2 separate regions of the Homo sapiens genome follow, and region 1 is linked to region 2. The links are chromatin loops, found by intact Hi-C in ENCODE. Cell type or tissue: Panc1. All regions are shown on one strand. Each heading gives the region's core, and the rest is flanking DNA. Links, peaks and the distances in the headings are about the cores only. Region 1 overlaps NAALADL2 (N-acetylated alpha-linked acidic dipeptidase like 2). Region 2 overlaps LOC105374226 (a long non-coding RNA gene).

Evidence for each region. Peaks named below come from ENCODE experiments on the same cell type or tissue, not always from the same donor. Only the 100,000 strongest peaks of a DNase experiment are listed, where the experiment ranks them.
Region 1: it touches region 2 in a loop (5-fold over the local background); 1 of 110 quality-filtered maps calls a loop at or near these places.

The regions. Positions count from the first base shown.
Region 1 is chr3:175,001,764-175,017,698 of GRCh38, reverse strand. The region is part of intron 1 of NAALADL2 (N-acetylated alpha-linked acidic dipeptidase like 2); the gene reads right to left. Among named protein-coding and RNA genes, the nearest start is that of NAALADL2-AS3, 110 kb to the left of the region's middle. In Panc1, for the core only: no CTCF peak of the experiment used is centred there; no DNase peak of the experiment used is centred there.
Region 2 is chr3:174,401,375-174,417,309 of GRCh38, reverse strand. LOC105374226 (a long non-coding RNA gene) reads left to right here. Exons shown (of 4, transcript XR_924729.3): 4 at 84-210. Among named protein-coding and RNA genes, the nearest start is that of NAALADL2, 450 kb to the left of the region's middle. RefSeq lists an enhancer at 3,732-4,343. In Panc1, for the core only: no CTCF peak of the experiment used is centred there; a DNase peak (open chromatin) is centred at 7,737; H3K27ac peaks cover 430 bases.

The DNA of each region.
Region 1 (15,935 bases), core at 7,781-11,780, 600 kb before region 2:
TTGAAAGAGAAAATTATTCTGGGAAGAGACTGGCATATTTCTATTTTTAGTCTGAGTCTTCATGCAGGGCTTTGAAATCATTTCATTTTTTGGGAAAATCGGACTACCAATCACATAAAAACAGGCCTGCTGACTCCTGAGAACTTTGGAGGATCAACCAGGGCACACTGACAATACAATAAGGTTCCAGGAAGAAGGATTCCTTGTACGTACAGAATTGTATGACCTTCTCCCTGTTTATACTGACATCCAAATGGTGCCAGAATTGGCTGGACAGATTCAAATCCCTGGTCTGCCACTTAGTGAGCAACCTTCAGCAAATTATCTCCATCCACCTTGAAGGATGGTTGTGAAGATTCGCAACAGAATATATAAAGTATTTAGTTTGATGCTTACAACATAACAGGAACTTCGAAAATAGTGTCTGGCTATTTTATTTAGTTTAATCCCACTAGGGCACAAATCTGCTATATAAGATATACGGTATTAAGTTATATATCTATGAAAAGCAATGTGAGGGAAAAAAAAAAGAAAAGCAATGTGAGCAAATTATTTTAAATCATCCAATTAAGTTATTATTTCTACCACACCCATTCTATGGGTAACTAGTTGTATTGCATTGTCAACTAAAATACTCTAAGCAAGTAGATGATTAATTGGTACAAAAACGCAGGTAGATGGAAGAAATGAGACGTAGTGTTTGATAAAGCATTAGTGTGACTATAGTAAAAAATAATCTATTGTACATTTCAAAATAGCTAGTAGACAATAACATGAATGTTCCCAACAAAAGAAAATGTTTCAAGTGATAGATAACCCGATCACCCTGAATTGATTATTACACATAATATGAATGTGCCAAAATATCACCATGTACCCTGAAAGTAGGTGCATTTATTATGTATCAATAAAAGATAAAAAGAAAAGAAAATATTCTAAGGAAAAAATATAATTCATTATGATTCCTATGATCATTCATACAAAAATAGCTATTTTCCTTTTCTAGGAGATCAAGTGTAGCATTTAAATATTAAAAATGCATGGCTTAATAATACTAAAAATTCTACTTCTCTTATTTAAGAAGATTTCTTTAATTTGCGTATATGTATATACACAAATTAAATTTTTTTTAATAAAGCACATTTCAGAAAGACCAAAAGAAACCTCAGAGATAACCACTTTTATCAATACCTCAGTGATAACCCCTTTAGCAGGGGTTAATCTTACCATATATACTCATATAAAAAACTGGAATCTTATGGTGTGTATTGTTTTATAATCAGTATTTTTTCAATGAGCAATATATCCTAAGCATCTTTCCTTGTCAATAGATATGCTACTGTTGTAATGTTGTAATGAGTCACGTAATATTCTCATATATGGATATACTACATTTTATTACTAAAATTGCTATTGTTTTTTATATATATATATATATAAATAATTTATCTGAGATAGGCCTAAATCAAACTTACATATGGTAAGAACTCTATATATTTAGTAAATGAAAGAATGAGTGGAAAATAGTATGATTTGGTCTTTTTATTTATTAAAATATATAATACATGATACAATAACTTGCTTCAGCTTGAGAAATACTGAAGGAGTTTCAGGTGAATATTGTACTATTCAGAATATCAATGTTTCCCCTCTCTAAAATGTAGATGAGTTCCTGAAAATGAGGGATTTATAATGCAAAGAAAAGGTTCCTCCCCCCAAAACAGTAGAAAAATAATTAGAGGACTGATTATCAGGTATTTATGTCAACAAACTAACAATTAAGTTAAACACATGATTTTTCATATTTTTAATGTTACAATGATATTTTGATATGGTGTTTTAAAACACATAGACCCTCATAAATTACTTATTTTTATAAATTTTGATGCCAAAATATTTTGCAAAATAATTTTATTGCAATAACATGAACAAGCTTTTCTTCAAAATAAGTTATTCTATTTAATTAGTAAAACTATTTTAGTATGTTACCAAAAGTTAGAAAATTTAGATCTAAGTTGACTTTTAACTGCTGCTGTGAAACTAAATGATATATTTTCAATTTCCTTCTTCTGTTTTCTGAAACACATCATATTTAATATCATTTCAGTAAGACAGGAAAAGGCAAAGACGTTTCTTAGTGATTGAACTGTGATGAATTGATACCAGCACAAGTGCTTCCTAAAATTAAGTATCTTTATGCTTTATCAGGTCTCAGGCAAGAAGATAAAAAAAAGTCAGTCCTAAAGCGTGACATGAGAGTGACCACTCAAACGGCGACTGCTTAATGCACTTCTCTAATGGCAGAACAGGCTTTTCCCTAATGTTCAAGTACTTTTATCTTGAATGTGCTTCTCCTGTTCCTTTAGGAGCTTTTCAAAAATGCATGCACACATATACATATACATAGGTTAATTGAAAAATCTGGAAAAATGCCTCCAAATGTTGTTGTCATGGTTTCCTTTCACATAGTAAACAGTAGAGCTAAACGTGATACTGAAGTGTTAAGTTCACCAAATGCTGTGTTTTTAAGCCTAGTCTCAAATTATAATATTATAATTTTTAAATTCAGTTTTCTTTTTGCCAAGTTATGACCTTTATATGTCTACGCTTCCATGAAATGATGCACAATTGACTTGTTTGTAATCCCACATAATGTTAGCTGAATTGACATGCTTTCTATTGAGAAAATCTAATACACATCTAATGTTAAATGAATAAAGCCATAAAAAGTAGTCTTTTAAATTTGAAAGTAGCATTCCTAAGCCATATGTGAAAAGCAAGAGATCCAGTCCCCTTACGAAAGAGAAGAGAGAAAGAGGGAATAAAACAAAAGGAATGGAGGATGGATGAAGGGAGGGAGAGAGAAGGAAAAGAAAGAGAGAAATAGAATGTGCAATATGAATTTTACACTTCCATTATTTAAGTGTTATGGATTTCAAATCTAATTAGATAGTGTTTGGGATGCAGAAATAATTTTGTAATCCTGTAAAATACAAGTAACTTTGAAACATTTGCAATAAATGGAATAGAAGGAGTTTCAGGTGAATATTATATTCTGGTATATTATAATTTACCCACATTTAATTATAGCATCCAAATCCTTTTAAAATGGTATGTGTCATTCACTCATGTCCAAATGGTTTGCATCAATTATTCATTTGTTCAACCTATATTTTATGACAAACTTTTGTTCTATGTACTGGGAATACATTATGGAACAAAATAGTCAAAAACATTTTGAGCTAAAAGAGGCTAATGTCTAGCAGTCAGACAATATGAAGCAGTAAAATGTGTTCTATTTAACATCAAATTATGTTAAAAATGATTAAGAATAGGGAGTAAGGATTGTGTTTAGGGATGGGGGTGCAGGTAGGTGTTGTAGTTTTCAGTATAGTTGCCAGGGAAGGAAGCAAGGATATAAGAGAGTAACCCATACAGATACCTAACAGAACGCATCACTGGCAGAAGCAACATCACGGGCAAAGACCTAGAGGTGACGGCATACCTGTCCTGTGTGAGGAGCAGTAGGAAGAATAATCATAGAAGATGAGGTTGGAAAGATAATATGGACACCCGCCATTACACGTTTGTGTGTGTGTTTGTAATCATGTACAGCCCTGGTGGCTACTGTAAAAGTTAAATGACTTGCTTAATAGCACCCCTGGCAAATGACAGAGGTCGGATTTTAACCTGGATGTTAGTTTCTGATCCAGTTTTATTAGAGTGTGACCCTATGACTGATGCAATGCATGCACCTTAAATATCCTAAGATCGAGGTTTAAATGCTGCTATGCCTCAGCTTCTGACAAATTATTATTATACATTTGGTTCTGAGGACCAATCAAAACTTAAGGAATGAAAATCAGCACATGCGAGAGGAAGGAATTTAAGAAAACCTCCCCTGGTCCCAAAGAGCTGGGTCTTACGAGACCAGGAGAGTTGTATATAAAGAAGGGCCGCTTCTGGATGGACTAGAAAGTCAGAAAACATTCAGGGGTGTGGTTCAAATTCTTGAAGAATTTTCTCAAATGGAACATTTAATCAAGAGAGCTATCATAAGAATTAGGCAATTTATTAATTCATTAATCAAACAAATTTGTGGCCTGGTACAGTGGTTCATTCCTATAATCCCAGCCCTTTGGGAGGCTGAGGAGGACAAATCACATGAGGCCAGGAGTTCAAGAGCAGCATGGACAACATGGCAAAATCTTTTCTCTACTAAAACTATAAAAATTAGCTGGGCGTGGTGGTGCATGCCTGTAATCCCAGCTACCTGAGAGGCTTAGGCATAAGAATCACTTGAACCCAGGAGGTGGAGGTTTCAATGAGCCGAGATCACACCACTGCACTCCAGCCTGGACAACAGAGCAAGACCCTGTCTCAAAAAAAAAAAAAAATATATATATATATATATATATATGTATATATATAAAAATATATGTATATTATATATTTTATATATGTGTTTATATTTATATATAAATATATATTATATATTTATGTATATATATTTATATATAAATATGTATTACATATTTATATATAAATATGTATTACATATTTATATATAAATATGTATATTTATATATAAATATGTATATTTATATATAAATATGTATTACATATTTATATATATGTGTATATATTTATGTATATATTATATATTTATATATATTTATATATTATATATGTACATATATATGTATATATATTTTTGTGTATATATATATACACACACATCTAGGCTATATTGGACAAAAGTAATATAAAATGTATACATCTGTTTCTACATTTACAAAGTGGTTTTGTTTCTGAAATGTTGGAGATTATACAAATATGTTTAAATGAAAACCGATTTTCTTATATTTAACAGGAAGAACATCTTTAGAATAGAGCTTGGCAAACTTTCCTGTAAAGGGCTGGGTACTTATGCTTTGAGGCTTTGCAAGGCAAGTGTTCCCCGTCACAACTACTCAATTTCCACTGTAGTGTGAAAGCAGCCATGGACAATACTAAATGCATAGGCATGGCTGTGCACTTTACTTACAAAAACAGGTGGTGGGCCAGATTTGGCCTGAGGGCTGTAATTTTTCAACATTATTCTAGAAGGATAAAAATATAATGTCCGTAACACGTTAATATCAAAAATAAAAAAATTATTTTACTGAAGATAGTAACTACATGCAATGACAATTCAGGAGTAAACATTTTCATTTCTCAATTAATTTATGGGCCAGGCACGGTGGCTCACACCTGTAATCCCAACAATTTGGGAGGCCGTTGTGGGCGGATCACCTGAGGTCAGGAGTTCGAGACCAGCCTGGCTAACACGGTGAAACTCCGTCTCTACTAAAAATAAAAAAAATATTAGCCAGGCCTGGTGGCATATACCTGTAATCCCACCTACTCAGGAGGCTGAGGCAGGAGAATCCCTTGAACCCGGGAGGTGGAGGTTGCAGTGAGCCCAGACTGGGCCATTGCACTCCAGTTTGGGCAACAGGAGCAAATCTCCATCTCAGATAAATAAATAAATAAAATAATTCACAATGCCTCAAAGAATCTTAGCTTACAATACTGTCCACGTTCTCTCAGTTGTCTCCCGTATAGGGAATTTTGCTTGGAGAAACTCAGCATGCCCAAACTTAACACATTCATTAATTTTGCTGGCATTGCCATACATTCTTTCTCTTGTGCTTTTCCTAAAGATTAGGTTTTTGCAATGAAACTGATAACCTTCTTATTGACTGTAATGGCGATAGCTTTTTACAGTTTTTGCATGCTTTAACATGTTTCCCAATTATAATACTACTTAATTTTATTAAATTAACAATCCTTAATAATCCCACCCTGATTCACAGAAGAGTCTTAGGATATCAAGATAGTCTGCTGGGAGAAAACTGGAGGGAACATAACTTAGTAATACACTCAAAATGGCTTGAGATTTGGGTCTCTTGGCACATAGCACGCCTTGGGGCCTCTGCTGTCCTCATGTATTAGTTAGGACCTTCTTGTCTACAACTACCATCCAGCCAACTCAGACCTCAAAAAGCCAAAGAGAAAACTTTTAGAAGGATACTGAGGTGTTTCAGTGAACAATTAAGCTGAGCTATAGGCCAGAATGGAATAAGGCTTCAGACTCAACTGGAGCTACAAACTTGAACACCATCATTTCTCCAACTCTCTTCTCTGCTTACCTGAATATTGGCTTTACTATTCTCTTTTGCTATATATCACATTTGTCTGTAGACGATAGAAAAGAAAGTTGCTGAGACTCTGAATTTTTACATGGAAAGTGGTCCAGTGACCAACAAGCTGGGTCAATGATTACACATTATATTACAACTTCAAGCTTCAAAACTTGGAATAATCAGAATTAGTCTCTCTCTCTCTCTCTCTCTCTCTCTCTCTCTCTCTCTCTGTCTCTCTGTCTCTCTCCCTCTCTCTCTGTCTCTCTCCCTCTCTCTGTGGCTGAATCTGTAAGATCATGTTAGAAGCCCTTCTGTGGGCCCCTCAACTATGGCCAAGAGAATAGAGCTATGTACAAATATGGCTGCCCCAAATTATGGATCAAGGAGGAAAAAAGTCAGTTTCTGGAAGAATGAGAGGTGAGTTATGCAGTAAATTATAAAACAGTGCAAATCCCAAGAGCCAAGACATTTTGGTAGAAGTCAAAATCTAGTAATTCTGATAGGAGTACCTAGATTTATTTTTTAAAGATGGTAATCTCTTTATTACTTTATACCAAACATTGTGCAATGTAATTGTCCATAATTTGGAAAGTGTTGATCATGTAGATTATATGTGAGAAACAAGTAAAAAATGCAGAATCTAGTAGAATGTTACAGCTATGAACTGTCTGAGAGCTATGAACTATCCTGTACAGACTATACTCTCGCTTTATGATACTAGACTATACAAGCAGACAAGGTCCTGCTAAGGCTAGAATAGACAGCTCAGATAAAGGATGCCAATGGAAGCACCAAATCATTTCACTAAAAGACATAGGCAAGAAGATCTCATCAGCAAAACTATTTCACATTTCTCTTTCAGTTGGCCCAAAACTGTTTGATGGGTGAATCCATGACTTCAAACAAACAAACAAAAACCATTGTGTTTCTCCATTTTTACCCTGTGAGATAAACATTCCTTAATTTCAGAGAGAAAATAGACCACTTAACAAAGTTATATTAAGATAATTTTGCTGCCAAAACAAACATTTGGAAGCAGTAACACAGAAGCAAGATGGTGATCCCTGAACCTGTGATGAGAACAGACTAGAGATGCCAAATGAAGGTCAAGTGCTTTAAGGCTCTTAGAAAGTGATGTTCTCTAAGCAAAATATTTCCCAGTGTACACTTATCCCTTTGAAAGATGTGCCATAATTGGCTTTGAGTAAATAAAAATAAAGCTAAATACTTTTAGGCCATATGGCTGTTATTTAAATTTTACTTGATTTGGACTATAGATAGCCAAAAAGATCATTCCTTCACTCCCTTAGTTTATCTGAGGGAATGAAAATTAAAAGCAACATTATTGGCCAAGTTAAAACTGTGTGTTATATAATATTAGATTATAATAATATTTTGTGTGGAGTTAATCAAGATCCACCCCACAATTATAAACACACCAATTTGAATCACTGCTCTTTGCCATTGGGAGTGGTATTAAATTCCAGTCAATTAAACATGCTCATCCTTGTGTGATTAAGCTCATAGTCAAGAAACATCATAGCAAGCAAGTCAATTACTTCAGCGTGATTTTGTTAACATTTATTTGTTTCATTTCTTTCATTACATAATATTATATAAATATATTATTTTGATAAAAACTAATAAGTAAACTCGGCATAAATGTAAAAATCAAGAAATGCTGCTTATGTTGTAACCAGACCTAGATTTTGCATTTAAAAATTAGCTAATCAATATTCCTATTGAATTTTTGGCATATATGAATTAAATAACTAAGAAAGTATTTTGTGACTATCCAGTGAGGGTCCAATGTCTTCATCTAGAAGCAAGGAAACTTAATCAAAATAACATAAACCCATGTTACTAACCAACAGTCTAGAGGTAAATAAGAGTTAATTGATATTTTCATATAGCATCTGCAGATATCATTTTAACTTCTTCCAAAGGCAGCAGAGTAAATTCTTTTCTTTAGAAAGATCAAAATAGTTACATGGGTAATAATACATAATTTGTCAAATCAGCATATACTCTTACTGCTCAATGATTACATCACTTGGTCCCTGTTTTTACTTCTTTGGATTAGAAAACATGGCTTTCGTTTATGGTGGCGTGTTAACCATGTTAACATTTTAATATATATAATGATTGTATGTGGCATTTTCATCCTTTGGGCAATTGTCTCACAATAATTAAGTACTAAATTTACTATACACTGATAAACACTAATGAAAATTGTTTGCTCCTCTGTCCTTACTCTACCCTCTAGGATAGTGGTTCTCAGATTAATGTGGACCAGCAGCATTAGCATCATCTGAGAACGTGTTAGAAATGAAAATTCTTATCCCCTATCCCAATCTGAATCAGAGATTTGGGAGTGAGGCCCAACAAGCTATATTTTAATAAGCTCTCCACGTGGTTCTGAAACAGCCAAAGTTTAAAACTACTGCTCTAGAAAGATAAAATTTATCATTAGCAAATGGTCATCATCAGATTGATTTTACATATTAGATGAATATGATTAAAATGTTACATTTAGATTTGTCTTTTTTCACAAAAGACTTATTTTTAAGGAATAAGATAAACATACAGCATTTATTTAAAACAAAACAACCTTTCCTTTGCATCTTACTGAACTTAGGGTACTCGGTTTGCTCACTGTATGGAATATAATTTTCTAGTATCTCTTTACAAAAAATGATGGCTGGACCAAACATGGAACTGCAAGGAATCCTAGAAGGTTGATTACCTCCAAACCCTAGCCTACCCTATAACCTGCCTTACCCTATAACGTTGTAGGGTATATTACCCTATAGCCTAGAACATGAAGGTCAAGTTCCTCAAAATTGAACACAAAGCCACCACCACTGCAAGATCTGGTTTTGCCTGGGCCAGTGGTAAATTGGGAGCTTATGTGATTCTCTTTACTTAGTATAAGAAACTTCTGCCTGAATTACTGGTCCCAAAGTTGGCCTGGGGTCAGGCCTCTTGAAATCTGAGGACTCATTACAGGAGTCCCTCCTTATCCTCCGTTTCCTTTCCCACAGTTTTAGTTAAGTGTGGTAGAACACAGTCCAGAAATATTAAATGGAAAACTCCAGAAATCAATTTGTAAATTTTATTTTGTTTTTTAGAAACGAGGTCTCACTCGGCCACCCAGGCTGAGGTGCAGTGGCATGATCATAGCTCACTGCAGTCTCGAACTCCTGCGCTCAAGCAATCCTGCCTTAGCCTCCCGAGTAGCCAGGAGGAAAGATGTGCACCACCATGGCAGGCTTATTTATTTTTCAATTTTTTTTGTATAGAAGTGTTCTCACTATGTTGGCTAGGCTGGTCTCAAACTCCTGGCCTTAATTGATCCTCTCACCTCAGCTTCCCAAAATGCTGGGATTATAGGCATGAGAGACTGCACCCAGGGCAAGCATTTGTAAATTTTAAATTCTGTGTTATTCTGAATAGTGTAATGAAATCTCAAGCCATCCTGTCCAATCCTACCCGGGAAATGAATCATCTCTTTGCCCAATGTATCTACATTGTATATGCTACCCCGTCGCTAGTTACTTAGAAGCCCTCTCAGTTATCAGATCGATGGTGGCTGTGGTGCGGTGCTTGAGTTCAAGTAATCTTTATTTAACAATGGACCCAAAGCATAACAGTAGTGACGATGGTATATTGTCATAATTATTCTATTTTATTATAGTACTGTTGTTCATCTCTTTCTATGCCTAATTTATAAATTAAACCTTTTCGTAGTATAAATTAAATATTTTTGTAGGTATGTACCTATAAAGAAGAAACAGTATATATTTGGGTTCCATCCTATCTGAGGTTTCAGGCATCCACTGGGGTCTTGGAATGTATCCCCCAAGGATAAGCAGGACATACGCTACTTCTCAAGTTTAGCCAATAATCTGAAAGTCTTTAGGAAATGTTTCTAAAATGAAGTTTCTCAAATTTCATTCCAGACATACTAAATCTATAGCCCCAGGGGCCTTCTTTCTGATGGTTAGCCAGAAACCATTTTTAGACCTCACAAAAAATGAACTAGGATATTCACCAGAGATCTCTTTATCTTCCCAACTCTACTCCCATGCCTGAAGATAGCCCATGTGGTTGTTCTTCCTTCAGGGTTTTCTACCTAAGTCAGCCTCACATATTCTCCTATAGCCTACTGGTAAATCTATTTTCAACACAACTGCAACCATTTCTCCCAGCTATTCTGGCTTAAAAAATCCTACTTACTTCTAAAGTCTCCATCTGATACTTGTTAATTAACCCAAAATTTACTAGCACTACAATAGGTTATATACACATCACTTCCTTTTCTGGCCTTTAGAGTAGCTTTTTTTTTTTTTTTTTTTTTATCCTATAAAAGAAATTAATTAGGCATGTGCAAGGCTTGGGAAAGGGAAGAACCATCACAGAATGTTTAATTTGCATTCATAGATTATTTACTTACCTTTAGAATCTAGTTTTCTATTAAGATAATGAGCTATGAATAAGGTTAATTTTGCAATTATTGTGATTAAATTGAAATAGGAATTTTACAATGACAAAATTAAGTGTCAAAAATCAAAGACTTATAAAGGAACTTGTATACTCCTCCTTACAAAGCTATATACGTATAAGAATGCATAAGTCATACGCTCACAACATCCAAAAAGAAAAGGCTCAACAAAAGTATGTCCAAATATGTGTTGGGTTTTACTGAATGTAAATATAATAATAATTTGACAAAGGAACTTTTCAATATTTCAGAAACTACATCCTATCTTTCAGTGAAAATATCTGTTCAACTGACTTAGAGGTGGCTGTTAAAAACCTCAAGGGCCCTATACACTTAGCAGAAAAACAATTTTTTTTTTCTGCTTTCCTCCTACCTCGAACTCCCTATCACAAGAAACTATGTTGTATAAGAAGAAAAAAAAGAAACAAGAAAAAAAAATACTTGCACCAGCTATAACTGCATTTAGAAGTAGGTTTAAAGAGCTTGAAAAGGTTCTGGAGTAAACAACATTCTGCATAACTTTGACAGAAAGACACACAGGTAACTTTAGATAATGTTCCAATCAAATGAATCATTCAAAGAGTATTTACTGCACATCTGTTATTTGTACAGTTCTGGGTATGGTAAGACATATAAAATATATTGGCTGCATTAAGGAAAGTATAGTATATAGAAACAAGAATTACTTACAAAGAAAGGGAATAACAAAAGAACACTCCACCTCCAAAATAAGGCATCTGAGGTTGTGAGAGTGGTGAAAGTGCCAGACGACAGAGGAGATAATTATCAGAATGACTGGAGTCCTCTTGGAAAGCTTCATAGAAATGGGGGATTTTAGGTGGGCCTTTAAGAGCTTCAAGGTCTCAAACAGGCCTAGTCAAGGGAAAAGGCATTCCAGGTGGGAACCATAAGGAACAGGTGATAATGATCAGGAACCTGGCAAGCTTGAAGCACAGATTTCATTTCAGTTCAATAGGAGGTATTTAAGGCTGTTACCGCGCACATCGTAACCACAGTAAATATTTCAAAGTATATTGGAAACATATTTACTGCTTTTAGACAAACGCTGTTGCAACATCTTACAAATTAACTTAGGAAGCATGATTTTTAAATATTCTGAAGATGGCTGATAGCAGCAATATTATTTCCAAATAAGCCCAAAGTCTGCTTTAAAGCCAAAGCAAAAAAGCAACTTTTTGATCTCTTAAATCTAAAATAAAACAAAGTATGTACACCCCGATTAATTTATTTATAACTTTTTAAAAAATATTTTCCAAATTGTTATATTTGTCTCAGATGGATGTTTAATCAATAGATGCTGTGAAAGTATCCACTCAACATTCAGTCACATTTCATAATATAGGAGTGTTTTGGAAGAGAGTTTCTCTTCTTCTCTTCTATGCCCCTTATACTTTGCATTTGTGTAGACTACAGACCTTACAATATTTTATTGTTTATTTATTCCTTTAACAAATATTTACTGAGCTCCTAGTATGTTTCAGGGACTTAAAACACATCAGGGAGCCAGACAAATGTGATCCCTTTTCACAAGGAGGTTCGACATTGAGAGGAAGGCAGATTGAAAGTAAAAATAAAAATAGGTTATTATAAAGTGTAGTCAGCAGTATGAAGGAAACCAGCATAGGGGTGAAATACAGTCAACACTTAGTGAGGTGCTGTTTGCACTGGACCTGAATTGCTGTCATTTATATTCCTGGCTTGACCACTTTCTAGCTTATTTGACCTTGAATAAGTTATTAACCTTTATCTGCTCAGCTGCTTCACTTGAAAATTGGGGATAATAATAGTATCTATCCCATAGGATTTTTCTGAATATTAAATGATTTAAAATGTAAATTACTTAGAACAATGCCGGGCATATAGTGAAAACATAGAAATAACAACTGACAGTATAATTTCTATAACCTTTTCATTACACTCAAGCAATACTTTAGCAAGAGGAAGTACCTATTCCAAATACATTTCATTTTACTCGTTTTCTGTTTTTCAGGTGCCACAGAGGAGGAATTTTGAAACAGTAATTTACCATTGTCACAATTTTATATACAGATTGAGTATCTCTTATCTGAAGTGCTTGGGACCAAAAACGTTTTGGATTTTGGATTTTTTTTTTTTGATTTTGGAATATTTGCATATACACAATAGAGATAGATGGGATCCAAGTCTAAACAAGAACTGCATTTATGTTTCATATATACCTTATACACATAACCTGAAGATAATGATATCAATATTTTAAATAATTTTATGCATGAAACAAAGTTATTATACATTGAACCATCAGAAATCAAAAGTGTCACTATCTGAGCCACTTACGTGGACAACTTGTGGTTGTTTGGCATTACCATCATTCATGACTCTGAATTCATATACTACCGATAAGCAATTATTTTCTTATACTTCCTCACACGTAAAAATATGACATACCATTAATACCAATAAAAAATAAGAAAAAATAATGTGTTTGAGGTAACTAGCACAGTAGCATCCCCACAATACCTGAATTAGCTGTTAAACAAACGCCACACACTCGCAAAAACTGGTAGCTTTTCAGTCTCTACCTATGATACTGTTTTTGGCTTTTTTTTTTTTTTTTTTTTTTTTTTTTTGAAATAGTCTCACTCTGTCACCCAGGCTGGAGTGTAGAGGCGTGAACATGGCTCACTGTGGCCTCGACCTCCTAAGCTCAAGCTCCCATGTGGCTGAGACCACAAGCATGCATCACCACACCCAGCTAATTATTTATTTATTTATTTACTTACTTACTTATTTTTAATAGAGATAGCATCTCACTTTGTTTCCCAGGATGTTCTCAAACACCTGGGCTCAAATGAGCCTCCTGCCTTGGCCTCCCAGTGCTGGGATTACAGGCATTAGCTACCATTCCTGGCCAATGCTATGTTTCGATTAAAAGGTTACTGTACACTCTGTGTGTTTCTTAGGTGAGAAGAAACATGAGAAGCAGGTGAGGGTCCTGGAACTGGGTCCACTAGGGAGGAGTAAGCATCCTGCTGGATGGCTTTTTAAAATGTTTCCTCCAGTCATCTGTCTCATTGTTGTTTTCTGTCTTCGAAGTCTCTTTTGAACTTTATAAGCTGACAGATGGCTTGTTCTGTTGTGAATGCACACTGCTCTAGTCCTTCAGCAAGCCCATTACACATTTTCACCATGTTGTCTATAGGCACTTCTTCTGCAGTGTTAATGATGTCATCTTCATAGTCACTATTATGATAACTTTGATTCAGAACTATTTCACTACTGATCGGTGAATGAACAACTGCAGCCTAATTGCTTCTTCCATATCTATTTCTTCCAGTTTACTGAAGGACTCTGAAGGTATATTTTTTTTCATATGTAATGAGATCAGACACAATTTTTTTCTTATTTAACTTATGGAATGCCTCAAAGTCATCATTACCACTGAGCGTAGTGGTAGGCCAGAGGTTGTACGTGGCATGTATTATACAACTGCATCTTTAGTCACTGTTTCTGAATGTCAATTTCATACATAACATTCTTCATGCTAAATGCCTTTTGAAAACCTCTCACACCTATGCCTCTGTTTATTGCTGCTAGCATGCTGCTCAAGAAAGTGCTTTTATATTAAGTATTTACTTTTTTGTTGTTTTTTGTAGAGACATGGTCTCACCACACAACTCAGGCAGGTCTCGAACTCCTGGCCTCCAGTGATTATCCTGCCTCAGTCTCTTGAAGCACAGGGATTACATGTGTGAACCACAGTGCCCAACCTAGATCTACTCTTACTGCTGTAAGTATACCCTGGACACATCGTTGAATTAATGAAGTCACATTTGGAGGAAAGTACATGGCATAAACATTTTTTAATGAGAATTTCAGCTGGAGGATGAGCAGAAAAGTGTCAAGAGGTAAAAAAGTCTTGCAGATATCATCCAGTACAGCTTCTCTACAGTGAGCACTGGTGACTAATACAAATGTTTATGAAACTAATCAGAAAAGATGTCCCTTGTAATCTTTGCATTTTTGTGAGCATAACAGTAGACTCATAAAACATTCACTCCATGGAAAGAGTGAGGATGCAAGGTTTTGCCTGTCACGCAAGTTTATACTTATACATGCCTGCTGCATTACCACATCCCAGCACAGTTATTCTGTCCTTGGCATCCTTAATTCCTGTAGGAAACTGTTTCATCAGCTGTAGTTAGTGTCTTTCCAGGGCAATAATACCAAAACAGTGATGTTTCTTTAGCATTGTAGACATGTTCTTGCATCAGATTTTCATCAGTGATGACCCTGGCAAACTTGTCGATGAATTTCTCTGCTGCTTCATGATCAGCAGAGATTCTTTATTACAACAAATCTTTAAATATGTAATGCTGTGTCTTTTCTTAAATTTCTGCAACCAGCCTGTTGAATATTCACAGTTCCCTTCCATTTTCAGCTCATTGTGAGAGATCTTTGCTTGTTTCATGACCAGCATATCATTAAGTGGCATGGGTTCACTGCAACGGTGATGGATTTGCTCTTTCAATACACGATCGAGATCTTCATTTTTAGCTTTAAGGAGTGTTTTTCTATTTTTCATTAACTTCTCTTCATCACTTTTATTATGGAACTTCAACGGTTCATCCTTTTGCTTTTTAGGTCATATATAGTGGTCATTCGAACAATATAATCTTCTATAAGATGTTTCTCACTTGCTCCACCACTGTCTAGTTTCTGACTTTCTGCGCTATACATAAAACAAATGCTTCTTCTTTTTCTTGACACTGTTACCCATAGGGGTATCTGCAAGTCTTTGTGACCTTTTCAACAATATCTTTACACATAGAGCAGGGAATAAGCAAAAACAACAATAACAAAAAAAAGTACCTAAATTTTTTTTAGGTAATGGGCAATGCACATAGGTCTTGGCTCCACATGGGACGTATCATGGGAAACTTGCCCTTAGTGCATGTGGCCTGCACACATGCCATTTTATTACCTATTTTGGGCATGCTTGCATAGGGAAATTTAAGTGTGCACAGAAAAGATACATTGTAGCTGAAGGAGACTGGAAGAGTCTATTGTTTTCCTTGGCCACCCACTAAAGAAACTGTTGTAGGCATGTGTTTTGACTGTAACATAATACATGAGGGCAGGTGTTTAATTTTCCACTTGTGGCATCAGATTGGCACTAAAAAAGTTTTAGATTTGGGGTTTTCAGCTTAGGATGCTCAACCTGTACTATATTCTGATGAACA
Region 2 (15,935 bases), core at 5,642-9,641:
TTATATTCTAATCCCTTATTGTTGCTAATTTTTTATATTAAACTTTTCGTGTTTAAATTACTGTATTGCTTTTCTTTTGATAGGACTCAGACTGATAAACCATTTGCATGAGAGAACTATACACCATTTGAAAAAGAGCTTTTTTGCAAGGTGTGGTGGCTAACTCCTGTAACCCTGGCAACTCGAAAGGCTGAGGCAGGAGGATCACTTGGGGCCAGGAGGTGGAGACCAGCCTGGGCAATACAGCAAGATCCTGTCTCTAAAATAAAGAAACAAATAAAAGAAAAAGAAAAACAGCTTTTGGTATACTACTGGACTCACATAGAAACCAATCTTCTGAACCTAGAACATCAAATGACCACATAATAAAATAATCTATCTTGAACTGAGTTAGACCATTAGTTAACAAGTCATAACATTAGGCAACCTCAGCAGCGATCTGTTGTAAAATGGAAGTGTTATATTTAAAGTTTTGGGCTCAATTAAGTCCAGAGAGCTTAAGTAAGCTTCAAGAAAGACGGCTTGGACCTCCATGTCACCTGAAAATGTTGCATTAACAACACTCCCTTAGCCTCATGGGAGGAATTCTCCATTACCAGCTGATAGAGAAAGACAGTTTGAGTTTGATCCATGGATAGGTTGGCTTGATACATGGTTACCGGTGGAAAATGAACTGCTATTTTACTATACCCCTTACTTGGGAATGTCCCTGACAGACAGTTGTGAGGAAAATCCCTTAGGCAGAGTATCTGTCAGTTCATTTGGTCATTCATTTGTATAATAAGAAAAGTCGTCCAAACTAAGGGTATACGTGAACTCTTAGGCAATAGTTAATGGTTTAGCTCTCTGGTGAGAAGTCAGAAAGGAGTAAGATTGGAAGATTGGGATCAAGTAGGACTAGAAAAGAAGCATGTATTTAGACCTATGGGAGTGGGCACGTGGTGTGAGCATGTTTGTATTGCATGCTAACTCTCCCCACCCCCTTTTATGCCATTTCTCACTATATCTGCCAAATCATTTATACTGCAGAATCTTTTATATTTTTCACTGGACTGATTATATGAATGTAGTATTAATTAACATGTTTCTCCACACCCATGTTTTTGCAATAATTTGGCAGTAGATCCAGATTTGATTAGATTCATCTTTGCTTTTTTCTTTTTTTGGCAATAACAGACCATAGAGAGGTGATATAATCTGAACTTCCTATTGCATCAGGAAGAACATAATGTATTCTCTTATTTTTATTTAGGTTAAGATGGATCAAGTGTTGCCATCTATCCATTAAAAATTTTTCCCATCAATCTTTCATCTAATAGTTTTAGCATTTATTATTTAATTCAAGGTGCAAAGTGGTGATGTTTCAATTCTAATATTACTCCTGAATTTACTAGTTGTTATTCTTTTCTAAAGAGGAAATTTCATACATTTTTTGAGTATTCTGAAATACGGTCTTAATAGGAAAGACAGAATAAATGTTATCTTTTCTTCTTTTATTATTATAATAATGAGTTCTTGTCTTATTAATCATCAAAGCCAATATATGAATTTCCTTTTGAATATCATTATGAAGTTAAGAAGTTTCTTTATGAATATTATTATGATGTTAACATATATCTATATCTGTATATCTATATCAAGATATATATTTTGATCTATTGCTGTCATCTTTTATTACACTATTTGTTTCACGTTTGGCAAATGATGTTAGGAAATAAACTTTTTTTTAGAAAAAATACATTGAAAATCTTAAGTTTTGGTTTATTTCATAATTTATTTGATTTCATATTTGTATCTCTTTTCTGTTTCTTTGAAAATCCTTATTTTATAATGACATAAGTATATTATTCATTTGCTTTATCCTACCATAAGTATGTGTGTACATAAGGTATATAATAATGTACATGAAAATTTCAAAATAAGTTTGCATTTATAAATTAGAAATCTTAAGCCGTCACCAACTAAAAGGATCCCTTTTCGGCCAAGAGGACCCCAGAAAAACCTTAAAAACAGAATTCCTGTCTAAGACAGGAAGGGAGGTCAGATATGCATAATTATACCCATTCCCTTTTGGAATTTAGGCAAAACCACCAACCAGCATTAATGTTAAAACAGAGATCATAAGACTAACAAAATGGACTTTTTGTGACAATAAGATACCCAATTATAAACAGGACCTGAGGCCATGCCGGACAAGGGTTAAGTCACACACACTTACAGGTCACTCTGACCCAGTCAATTGGTTAACAGACTTTCTTATCATAAAAATACCTTTCTGCTAACTCCAAATTTTAAGACAAAGCTTTACTTCTTTACCCAATTCCAAATTGAAGAATTTCTGAATCTATCTATAACCTATAAGCCCCTGCTTCAAAATATCCCACTTTTTCAGACCAAACTAATGTATACCTTCCATGTATTGATTTATGTCTTTGTCTACAATTCCTGTTTACCTGAAATGTATAAAACCAAACCGACCACCTAAGGCACATTTTCTCAGGACCTCTTGAAACACAGTTTCAAGAGGCCATGGTCACTCATACTGGCTTAGAATAAGCCTCTCTAAAATATTTTACAGAGGTTGATTTTTCCATTAACAATAATAATACCAACATACCAAATACTGAAATAACGACACCAACATTACTACTAGCGTAATACCACTGAATACAATTTCAGTGTTTTTTCAGTTAGTTTTTCTGAGGATACAAGAATGTAGAGTCAGGATATTATGCTTTGGGATGCAGAGTCAAACTAACATGTTTGAAAGGTATTTGAAATAATTCTTGTCCATGCAGTTATGGTACCAACCAATATATACTTAGGTTTATTTTATTTATTTATTTATTTATTTATTTATTTATTTATTTATTATTTTGAGATGGAGTCTCACTCTGTTTCCCAGGCTGGAGTGCAGTGGGCTATCTAGGCTCACTGCAATCTCCGCCTCCTGGTTCTAGCCATTCTCCTGCCTCAGCCTCCCTGGTAGCTGGGATTAGAGGCATGAGCCACCATGCCCAGCTAATTTTTGTATTTTTAGTAGAGACGGGTTTTCACCATGTTGGCCAGGCTGGTCTCAAATTCCTGACCTCAAGTGATCCACCCGCCTCGGCCTCCCAAAATGCTGGCATTACAGGCATGAGCCACCACACCCAGCCTACTTAGGTTTATTTGTTTCACTTTGTTTTCAAATTTTGGGGATGGTTTGTTCTGTCATCCTTTGGACTTATTATTTTTTTGAAAATATGTGTGACATTTACATGATTCTGAATTCAAAACTGGGTTGTTTTTCCTATTTTCTCTTTGCTTATATAGGTAAACCATTTTTATTCATTTTTTACCTTTCATTATTTTGTATTTGAACCCAGGTAGCATGGTGCTTGAGTCTATGGTCTTAAACAAAATGTTAGACTTAAACTGCCTCATTAGAAATTATCAAACCCTTTTTTACAGGAAAGTGGGTGTTGTTGAAAATTGCATATATTTGTATCCAGTTCTTCTCAAGATCTAAACTTGGAAACTATCATTACAGGCCTCTCCATAAGTCCCACCCTCTACCTCCTCCTCCCAAATTTAAAACCACCAGGCAGTAGCTAAAAGCCTCTTTTATGGCTTTTTGTGTTCCAAAAGCTTATATCCTTAACCCACATACCTACTTTATAGATTCATAGCATGCAAGCTTTGCAGATATTCTTTTGAAGTTTGCATTTATAAGCCTTTGTGTACCAGCCTTAGTAAATTTCCATGTGACCTGTCTGAACTTCTTGAAGACAGAGTGTGAACAAACATTACAAGCTTTTTGTAAAAGAGAATGTAGGTTCCATGTAAAAGATTTTTCCTAAATCCTATTATATTCCCTTTAAACAAATTTCTCACAAAATTTCACTACCCCGGTACTATTTACATCTTTTTCCTTTCCTACTTTTGCTCCTACTATTCCCAGCATTTCTAACTTTGGACTTCTCAAAAAGTTCATTCAGTTCCCATGGCCCATTCAGCATAATAAAAGCCTGAGAGCTGACGAAATAGCTTTAGATAACAAAAGTGCTAAATCCAGGGTTGTTAGCAACATTCTAACCACCTATTGTTCTTTATAAATACCCCTGGGAGCCCTCAGTTTATCCTGTTACAGGCAAATTTTTTCATGACATTTGACCTCTTATCTTGGGAATACAGCCTAATGGAGTAATTCAAACTGGTACAATGAGTAATGCATAAAAATGTTTATTGCAAAAATTATATAATCATGAAAATATATTATCACACAAACATTCAACAAATGGATGGATAAATGGTGGTGCATATTTATATTAGGCTATTAAGGATTAGTTATATTATACTATAAAGACATTTTAATAACATCTAAAAGTTTTGGGGATGTACTGTTAAATGATAAAGTACAAAAAAACTGAACAAAAATGACAAAACATTAATAATGTTGTAGGGGTGAAGGGAATTTTCCCTTCTCCTTTTAAGGTGCATGTTGATGGAAAGACTCAAACTCTGTGAAATTTATTCTGAGCCAAATATGAGTGACCATGGCCCATGACACAGCCGTAGGAGATCCTAAGAACATGGGTCCAAGGTGATTGGGCTTGAATTTATACATTTTAGGGAGATACAAGACATCAGTTAATACATGTAAGATGTATTATGTATTTGTTTGGTTCGGAAAGATGGGACAACTCAAGGCAGGGGTGGGTGGAGGGGGTTGTGTGCAGGTCATAGGTGGATTCAAAGATTTTCTGATTGGCAATTGGTTGAGAGAGTTTATCTAAAGACTTAGAATAGACAGAAGGGAGTGTTTAAGTTAAGGTAAGGAATTGTGGAGACCAAGGTTCTTATTGCTTAGATGAAACCTCCAGGTAGCAGGCTTCAGAGAGAATAGATTGTAAATGTTTCTTATCAGACTTAAAAAGGTGCCTGAATCAGTTGTTCTCTCCTGGATCAGCACAAATATCTGGAAAAGGAAGAGGATTCTGTATAAAATGTATATTTTCTTTGCAAGAGACAGCTTTGCAGGGTCATTTCAAAATGTGTCAAAAAACCGTATTTTGGGGCAAAATAATTTCTTTTAGGGCCTACTGTCATGTTGGTATCTTATTGCTACAAAGAGTCTGTTATTGTCATTCTCATGGTCTATGTTTTAATGTTAATGCTAGTCAGCTCTGCCTGAATTCCAAAGGGAGGAAGGTAGAATGAGGCATGTCTGACAACTCATTACTCTCATGGCCTGAACTAGTGTTTCAGGTTAACTTCAGAATGCCCTTGGCTAAGAGGAGGAGTTTATTCAGTTGGTTGGGGGTGCTTAGAATTTTATTTTTGGTTTACATGTGAGTCTGCTGAAATAAACTGTCAATAGACTAACAGGAGAAAAAAAAAGCAAGTTTATTATATGCACAGGGAAATCACAGGGAAGTGATTTCCCAATGAGTCCAAGGTTGAGAAACTTATATGCCCTTTTGCATAGGGGAGAGGAAGATGGCAGAATATAGGCAATTTTGAGGAGTCTAAATGAATTTTAGAAAGATGAATGGGCCCAAAAAAAGAACAGACAATAGTGTGTCAATGATTCTTTTAGGAAATTGTATGGGACCTATAAACGGACAATAGCTTGTGACAAAGTCTGTTTAGGTGTGGTGACACTCCTCAGTCTTCCTTCCTGCCATATGATTTTAATCTTCCCTGGTTAATGAAATTTCAGGAGGCGATTGAAGGCAATTTTTTTCCTTCTGAAGAAGCTTCAGATAAGGGAACTTCAGAGAGAGTTTCAGCCTTCACTTAGGGAGAGAAGCAGGAGGTCAGAAAATCCTTGGTTCTGATGATGCTTCTGAAACCTTTTCATTTTCTGTAGTTCAAAGTGCTCAGCATGCCAAAGTGCCATACTTTGGGGTATCATTTTTCTGGTCCTCAACAATATTAACAGTAGTAATTTCTGTATATGCAAAGTATTCAAAAATGGATGTGTATCACTTTTATTAACAGTATACACACACATATACACACTAACCACAAAAGTATAAGGTTGTGAGATGGATGCTCAAGCTTTTTATGACTATAAGAGACTGATCTGAAGGACAATGGTCTACAGAGAAAAAAATGGGACTTATAGAGTGTTACGGTTTGAAGATGTGAGCTTCAAAGAAGACCAGTTTCAAATGAAGGCAGACAAAGTCAAGATGTGGAAAGAATAATGAGAGAGAATACAGTTGATACCTTGTCACCTCCTGGCCCTGTGGTAGCTGGGATATGAGAAAGTAGAACATACACTGGAGAAGTTACAGTGAAATTGGAGTTTTCAATAGAAAATTAGTTTTACTTAAGATAGCAGTTTTGAAACTTGAGTCATTCAAGATTTTTGTCATTTCTACTTTCTATGTATACTACTGATTTCTCATTGTTTCTCTTTAAGTCAATTTCTACCTTCCTCCCTTCTTTCTTTAATCAAAATACTTCCTTTAATTTCTTACATGACAATATATGTATGTGCAGACATGATGGATATATATTTTTTGAATATACATTAAAATAAAATGCAAGTATTAAAATTTAAATATTTATACATGGATAGTCTGAAATCATCTTTGGGAAACACTACTTTAAAATAAGAACGTGGAGAGAATTTTCTCTGAAGAGAACGAATATGCAGAAAAAAAAAATTGACAGTGGAATGGTGACCCCAGAGAACAAAGAAGAAGGGTTTGGAAGGCAGTCAACAAGAAGAGGAAAGATAGCTTGGAATGAGCAGAATAGATTTTCAAATGAAAGAACCGAGTAATATGCCAGGAAAGTCTGCATTTTGGGTAGATAAAAAAGCATGAATAAAAGTATCTGATTTACAACCACTCAAGTTTAGCTAAAGTTATCTTGGACAATGCTAGGTCTAAGAACAGGTAGCATGGACCCTGCAGATATTATGTCCTTAGAGCTTGGTGGGAAATGCCTTTGTATCTGAATGGTACAATGACTTCATGTAGTAACTGAGCCCTGAGCTAGTCAAAGGCAATGTCAAACTGTTGGCTAAAATTCTTTCCTGGTTTCAAATTTCCTCTCAAGGTATTTATTTCATAACACAGCTAGGGTCAATATTTTACATGGTCCCAAGAATGTGCAGCTAATTTTGAAATGGAAAGGAGAGGAAGGTTATACCCACCTCTTTGGAAGAAACAATTGGATATATCAGTTATTTAACAAAAAATGCCAGAGGTTTCTGGTTTTCTATACCCTGAGGTGCTATGTTACATATGTACCTAAAAGATACGGGAAGAAAAAGAAGGAAGAAAATGAGTAATACTCCCCATATTAAGTAAAAATTATCTTTAAAGCTGTTAATGATATTTGAATCAGTGACCTAGAGCCCATCTCATTAGGGAACGAACAATTTAATAACTATACTTCCACAGTCCATCAGCCTAAAGACATAAAAAAGAAATCAATAATGCAGCAAAAAGGAAAACAATAGAAATGCACAATTATTTCTGGCTGAAGCCTTCAGTAAATAATTTCAAGAATTGTAGTATTGCTCAAATCACTTCCTTTTCTAATATGCTACCATTTTTGTCCTTACTATAGCTTCAGTACAAACTTCTTTTTCTCTGTGTGAGTGACTCAAATATGATCACATCTCTGTTTATCCTCACCTTAACTCCATCCTTTTCTTTGAATGTAGGGTTTCTCTCTTAAAGTGGCTGATGCTATCAATGAGTGTTACACTGAGCCACTGTGTGTTTCAGGCTCAAGATACAGCCATTCTCCCCTCAGGCTAGTCAATCAGTTCAAGCCACTGAACTGTGACCAAGCCATGTAATGATTTTTCTCAGCGCTGTGAGACGAGACTGTTAACACCCATCTTCATCCAAATGCCATGGCAAAGATGAGGCTGCCTTTTCTCTTTTTGGAGTTGGAATATTTTTACTTTTCTCTCATTCCTGTCACCTTCTATTTTAATCTCCCTCCCTTAAGGCTCAGGACAAATCCCTGGAATACTTCTCCACCATTTATTTAATTATTCACTTAGTCACCTAACAAATATTTATTTATTGAGCCACTATTCTGTGTCAACTCTTCTTCTGGTTAATGAACACACAGCAGTCAACAAGACAGAAAATTTCCTCCTCGCAAGAAAATTATATTTTTGTAAGCAAATAAAATAATATTCAGTGACATGAACAAAATAAAAAATAGTGCCTGCAAATGGTTAATAAATCAGCTATTATAACTGTCTTATTTCTATAGTATTTATTTTTGGCTCTAATCTATTAAAGTTAATATTCATTTCAATATATCAGTAGATCCAAATATTTGGGACTAGGTGTATTTCTTTTATTTGCCCATGAATGAGATTGGGCTTTTTCCCTCATGTTTCTTCTTGCAGCTGAGCAGTGGCATTTATCGTGGTAACTAGAAGTTTCCTACTCCAAGATTACTCTGGAGTCAGTGCTTGCAGGATCTCTCTCTCTCTCTTTTTTTTTTTTTTTTTTTTTTTTGAGACGGAGTTTTGCTCTTGTTGCCCAGGCTGGAGCACAGTGGCACGATCGAGGCTCACCACAAGCTCCGCCTCCATGGTTCAAGCGATTCTCCTGCCTCAGCCTCCCGAGTAGCTGGGATTATAGGCGCGCGCCACCACGCCCGGCTAATTTTTGTACTTTTAGTAGAGACGGGGTTTCTCCATGTTGGTCAGGCTGGTCTTGAACTCCGACTTCAGTTGATCCGCCCACCTCGGCCTCCCAAAGAGTGGGGATTACAGGCGTGAGCCACCGCTCCGGCCTGATCTCTCTCTTCTTGTTAGCTCTCCAGGTCCTAGGGTTTCCTCTGTTGCCAAAACATTCCATTTGTGAGTCACTCACTGCTCTGTTACCAGTATTTGGCTCTACTGCCTGAGGCCCAGCTTCTTCCCTCTTTCTACCCCCAACCTCTTTCGTTTCTGGTTTAAAATTTTCTCTTTTGATTGGCGTTCCACTGAGATACACTTTCACCCACCAGCACTTTTTGAAGACATGTTCTAAAATCAGGTAAGGGGTATACAGTACAATCAGTATTATAGTAATTCCCTTTTCCATGGATGCAATTCTATCCTCATTCTCTCCAATGCCTATCTCTTTAAAGAACAGCTTAGCTATCTGCATTAAAGAGCTGGATGGCAAATGTTAACCAGTACCGGTTATGGACTCAAACTGACTGGGTTCCAATTCCATTTCTACAACTTATTAGATATGTACATTTGGATGGAAAAAATAAGTTAGCCGTTTTAAACCTTATTTACCTCATGAATATATATGCCCTGGGGAATGGTGAGAACTCCAAGTGGTGGAGAGTGAGCTTTTCTCCAATCTTGCCCTCTAACTAGAGAACTAGGTGAGAGTAAAGAGAAAAGTAAAGGGGTAGAGTATAGGCATATTCTGCTTTCTGAACAAGAATGCTTGAGGGCTTGTCTGCTGTTTGTGGCTGAATAGGTACTTAGGAGGTAAACTTGACCCACAGTGACAAAGACACATACATAGTTTCCAGGATTTCCAACAAGGCAGAGAAATAGAGAGTATGAATGACCTGAGAAAGTCAAGGACAGAAATAGAGAGTATGAATGACCTGAGAACGACAGGGTGATGACACTTTGGTGAATACCGGCATGGATACATTATTCAAAAACACTTTGGGCTTTCCATCCCTGCTTCTGTGCTTTAACCCAGCATTTGAATGTGTCAGGTATCCATCGAACTTCTAGAGGTAGATTGCCTGGGTTTGGATTTGGACTTTGTCATTTATTGGTTCTGTGACCTTAGACAAATAATTTATTCCCCTTGTACCTCAGTTTCCTGATTTTTTAAATAGAATTAAACACATTCCCTACTTCAAAGAATGATTTTCAGGATCTCTATGGTTCTAATATTTTGGAATTTTGAACACAAAATCCAAATTTCATGTGTTGGAAACTTAATCTCCAATGCCACAAAATTGTAAGGTGGAGCCTAATGCTAGGTATTTGTGGTAGGTATTTGGGTCATGAGGGCTCCACCCTCATGCATGAGTTAACGTTGTTATCTTGGGAGTGGGTTGTTACTGTGGGAGTGGGTTTTTTATAAAAGTAGGTTTCACCTCATCTTGGCCTCTTTTGCTATCTCTTGCCATGTGATAACACAGCAAGAAGACTCTCGCTAGATGTGTCCCCTTGATCTGGGCTTTTCAGCCTCCAGAACCATGAGCCAAATATATTTCTGTTCATTTCAAATTACCCAATCTGTGGTATTCTATTGTAGAAGCATAAAATAGACTAAGACAAAGATTAAAAGGGTAAATATAGCTAAAATGCTTAGAACTGTGGCTGGAATGTAGTAAGCACCATATAAATGTTTGGTACTATGTTAGGGGTCCCAAAGACTACCCTCAAGACTCAGAAAAGCTGTTATCTACAGATTTACAGTTTATTATAGCAAAAGGAAACATTAAAATCAACAAAAGAAAAAGGTGCCTAGGATAAGGTCTAGGCGAAACTAAGTACAAATTTTCAGGTGCCCTCTCCCAGTGGAATTGCATGGATATACTTAATTATCTCAGAAATGATGTATGACAATACATATTGCTATGATTTGAATGCCCTTTTCAGAACTCATGTTGAACTTTAATTGTCATTGTAACAGTATTAAGAGGCAGGGTTTTTAAGAGTGATAAGTCATGGGGGCTCTACCCTCATGAATGGATTAATCATTATCATGGGAGTGGCTTTGTTATAAATATAAGCTCTCTCACATATTCTCTTGCTCTTCTGCTCTTTCATCATGGAATAATAAACAAGAAGACCCTTACCAGATACTAGCACCATGCTGTTGGACTTCTCAGTCTCCAGAGCTGTGAATCAAGTAAACTTGTTTTCCTTACAAATTTCCCAGTCTATGGTGTTCTGATATAGCAATAAGAAACAAACTAAGACACATGCAAAGTATTTCCAACCAGGGAATCTCACCAGAACCGTGATGTCCAGGATTTCTATTGGAAATCAGTCATGTATGGATGCAGTACCTAAGTGACCAACCACAGATACTGAGTTAGATTACAACATCCCAGAACAAAAAGGGGCATTTACCATAAATCTCATTTTTAGCATAAGCTATCTCATCAAACTGGTACTGTATTGCTAAATGCCTAAGATATACAAAACGTCTTTTATTAGGAAGAATATTTCCAGGGGTCAGAGTTCATTTACCAGGAGTTGGCCAAGGGCCAGTCTTGAAAAGATTTTTGGGAATGTACAGGGTTAGAGCAAGGCAGGCCTGCAAATCAACATTTGCACAATAGTTTTCCTACACAGCTGCAATTACTATTATTGCCATAATGTTACCTAGTACTTTGTCTATACCTTGAGGAAAGGGAGAGCCCCAAATTAATTGTTATAACATTTCTGTCAACCAGGTGGCAGAAAGTTCTAATTAAAAGATGAATTATAGAAAAGATACAGATTTTTGAATTATGAGCTGCTACACAAACTGTTATTGTTGCTATTCTAGGATTCCTGACAGGAGGTAGACAGTTACCCTAGTTTTTACCTAAGATACAGGATGCTTAGGAAAAACTTCAGTAACAGGGCTTATATACATATATATATATATATATATATATATATATATATATATATATATATATATATATTTTTTTTTTTTTTTTTTTTTTTTTTTTTTGAGATGGAGTCTCGCTGTCGCCCAGGCTGGAGTGCAGTGGCGCGATCTCGGCTCACTGCAGGCTCCGCCCCCCGGGGTTCACGCCATTCTCCTGCCTCAGCCTCCTGAGTAGCTGGGACTACAGGCGCCCGCCACCTCGCCCGGCTAATTTTTTGAATTTTTAGTAGAGACAGGGTTTCACCGTGTTAGCCAGGATGGTCTCGATCTCCTGACCTCGTGATCCGCCCGCCTCGGCCTCCCAAAGTGCTGGGATTACAGGCGTTAGCCACCACGCCCGGCCTGGGCTCATATATTTCAAATCCTCCACTCTCATACTTGGGAGAAAAGGGAAAGGAGAAGCTTAACCAGCTCTGTGAGTGTGCTCAACTTTTTTCTGCCTGAGAGTCTTTGAACATACTATTCTGTCTCTTTCAAGTTCCTTCTTTGCTTATTCACTCTGTTAAAGTGGTGGACTATTTCTTGAGTTTCACACCTTGGCTTTAGGGGAACTTCCCCTAACCATCCTCTTCATTGTCTTCTTTTCCTACACCCTGTCTGCTTCATAGCACTCATCACCATTAGTAATTGTGTACTCATTTATTTTCTTGGTTATTGTCTCTCTCTCCCACTAGGTTTAAGATCTGCATGGCAGAGAGCCTGTCATCATTTTTGTTCTCTTCTCAATACTCAGTGTTCATCATCATGCCAGGCCCAGAGGCTCAATAACTTTGTTTATGGTTTTGTAATAAGATAGGCCATTGCCTCACGTGAGTTCATACTATATCAATCCATTTTTCTTAGATCAGGGACAAAAAGGATTAATTTTGCCTGTTAATCTAATACATTATTATTAAATTTGCAGGACTAGACAAGTTACGCAAAACAGAATAGGGTGACAGGTGAAGTTTGAGGGAGTTCCTAGTTAAACTGTAGTTGAACAGATATAAAAGGCAGTGTTTTCCCATATAAAATAGAATTATTTTGTTTCCAATGATGTAAAAACAATGTCTAAATTTAAAGAAAAATAAATGGATAAAGTTATAATAAAACAATGTTTGGCTGAAAATTTAATATATTTGTGCACTGACGATTTTTAAGTCAGAATAATTTTGCATTCTGTAAACTGGGGAATCTAGTCAAATGTTTAACTTAACAGTGTTTTTATCAAGTTAATATACTTTTATACACGTGTACACTGGTATGCTATTAATTTTCCCTTGATGTTTTTATTCCATAATGAAAACTGGGGAATGTGTGGTAGGTAAGGATGAAAGAAAAGCCATGGAGGAGAAATTAGGTACGCTTTTGTGTTCTCATTCTCTGTATCTGTTGGAATACTTTTACTCTTCACTTTCATTAGCAAATACAAGTAAAATTTATCGGTGAAAATATTAATTTGTATTTAAATTTCCAAATCTATCCTCTCCTTAATTTATCAAATAATTCACTATGATACAAACTACAAAATGTTACCAGGAATTCCTGTGATTCTTGGATAACAAGAGAAAATATTTTCAATTGAAATATCATACTTACAGTGAATCTTTTTTTCACTTTCTGTTCTCTTGATGGGAACAAAGGACTAAACAGCAATTGCAGTCCTAGGTCACAACAGAAGCACCTCCCTAAGAATTCCTGTTGTACAATGGTGGCTTTGTACCCACAGCTCTGGAAGGGTAGGAAACAATCTGACTGTGTGTTTAGAAGTCAAGGATAATTACATCTATAATTTGCATAACAATGATATTTCATGAAAACTGTAACATGAAAACTCCCATATTAAACAATTTTTCCTTTAGTTTAAATGGGAAAATTTATTATGTGTTCCATCTCATCCTAAGGTAACCAAAGATGCTCACAAATAGAAAAGGATGTAAGCTGGGCACTGTGGCTGACACCTGTAATCCCTGCACTTCGGGAGGCCAAGGTGGGCAGATCATGAGGTCAGGAGATTGAGACTATCCTGGCCAACATTGTGAAAACCCGTCTCTCCTAAAAATACAAAAATTAGCTGGGCATGGTGGTGTGTGCCTGTAATCCTAGCTACTTGGGAGGCTGAGGCAGGAGAATTGCTTGAAACAGGGAGTCAGAAGTTGCCGTGAGCTGAGATTGCGCCATAGCACTCCAGCCTGGTGACAGAGCGAGACTTCGTCTCAAAAAAAAAAAAAAAAAAAAAAAAAAAAAGAAAAAGAAAAAACCAAAAGCATGTCAATTAAACAAGTTAATAAAAGTAACAATAAAATATTCAAAAGCAAGTATAGTTTGTACCTAAATGCAGTGAACTAAGGTTTATTGTATCTGCCAAAGGAGAGAAAGAAAATTTGATAGAATGGTAGAAGAGTGCCAAAAAAAAAAGTAATTTTTTAGGGGGTGTATACCATTTTTAAAAACCGTTTTTCCTAGTTTTCCTTGAAGAGGTCCTTCACTTCCCTTGTTAGCTGTATTACTAGATATTTTATTATTTCTGTGGCAATCGCAAATGGGAATTCATTCATGATTTGGCTGTAGGCTTGTCTGTTGTTGGCATATAGGAATGCTCATAATTTTGGGGCATTGATTTTGTATCCTGAGACTTTGCTCAAGTTGCTTATCCATTTAAGAAGCTTTTGGGCTGAGACGATGGGGTTTTCTAGATATAGGATCATATTATCTGCAAGCAAAGATAGTTTGACTTCCTCTCTTCCTATCTGAATACACTTTATTTCTTTCTCTTGCCTGATTGCCCTGGCCAGAACTTCCAATTCTATGTTGGATAGAGTGGTGAGAGAGGGCAACCTTATGTTGTGCTGGTTTTCAAGGGGAATGCTTCCAGCTCTTGCCCATTCAGTATGATATTGACTGTGGTTTTTCATATATGACTTATTATTTTGACTTCCGTTCCTTCAATACCTAGTTTATTGAGAGTTTTTAACATGAAGGGATGTTGAATTTTATCGAAGGCCTTTTCTGCATCTGTTGAGATAATCATGTGATTTTTGTCTTTAGTTCTGTTAATGTGATGAATCACATTATTGATTTGCGTATGTTGAACCAAGCTTGCATCCTGAGGATGAAGCCTACTTGATGGTGGTGGATAAGCTTTTTGATGTGCTGCTGGATTTGGCTTGCCGTATTTTATTGAGGATTTTTGCATCAATGTTCATCAAGGATATTGGCTTGAAGTTTTCTTTTATTGTTGTACCTCTGCCAGGTTTTGGTATCAGTATGATGCTGGCTTCATACAATGAGTTAGAGAGGAGTCCCTACTTGTCAATTGTTTGGCATAATTTCAGTAGAAATGGTACCAGTTCTTCTTTGTACCTCTGGTAGAATTCAGCTGTGAATTTGTCTGGTCATGGGCTTTTTTGGGTTGGTAGGCTATTTATTACTGCCTCAATTTCAGAACTCATTATTATTGGTGTATTAGGGATTCAATTTCTTCCTAACTTAATTTTGGGAGTGTGTACATAGTAGGAATGTATCTACGTCTTCTAGATTTCCTAGTTTATGTGCATAGAGATGTGTGTGGGATTCTCTTCATGGTTGTTTGTGTTTCTGTGGGGTCAGTGGTGATATCCCCCTTATCATTTCTGATTGTGTTTATTTGAATATTCTCTCTTTTTTTCTTTATTAGTCTAGCTGGTGGTCTATCTATTTTGTTAATAATTTAAAAAGCAGCTCCTGAATTCGTTGATTTTTTGAAAGGTTTTTTATGTCTCTATCTCCTTCCGTTCAGGTGCGATCTTGGTTATTTCTTGTCTTCTGCTAGATTTAGGGTTTATTTGCTCTTGGTTCTTTAGTTCTTTTAGTTGTGATGTTAGGTTGTTAATTTAAGATCTTTCTAGCTTTTTGATGTGGGCAGTTAGTGCTATAAGTTTCCCTCTTAACACTGTGTTAGTTGTGTCCTAGAGATTCTAGCACATTGTATCTTTGTTCTCCTTAGTTCCAAATAACTTCTTGGTTTCTGCCTTAGTTTCATTATTTACCCAAGAGTCATTCAGGAGCAGGTTGTTTAATTTCCATGTACTTGTGTGGTTCTGAGTGATTTTCTTAATCTTGAACTCTAATTGATTGTGTTGTGGTCTGAGAGGCTGTTTGTTATAATTCCAGTTCTTTTGCATTTGCTGAGGAGAGTTTTACTTCCGATTATGTGATCAATTTTAGAGTAAGTGCCATGTGGTGATGAGAAGAGTGTATATTCTGTTGTTTTTGGGTGGAGAGTTCTGTAGATATATATCAGGTCTGCTTGATCCAGAGCTGAGTTCAGGTCCTAAATATCTTTGTCAATTTTCTCTCTTGATGATCTGT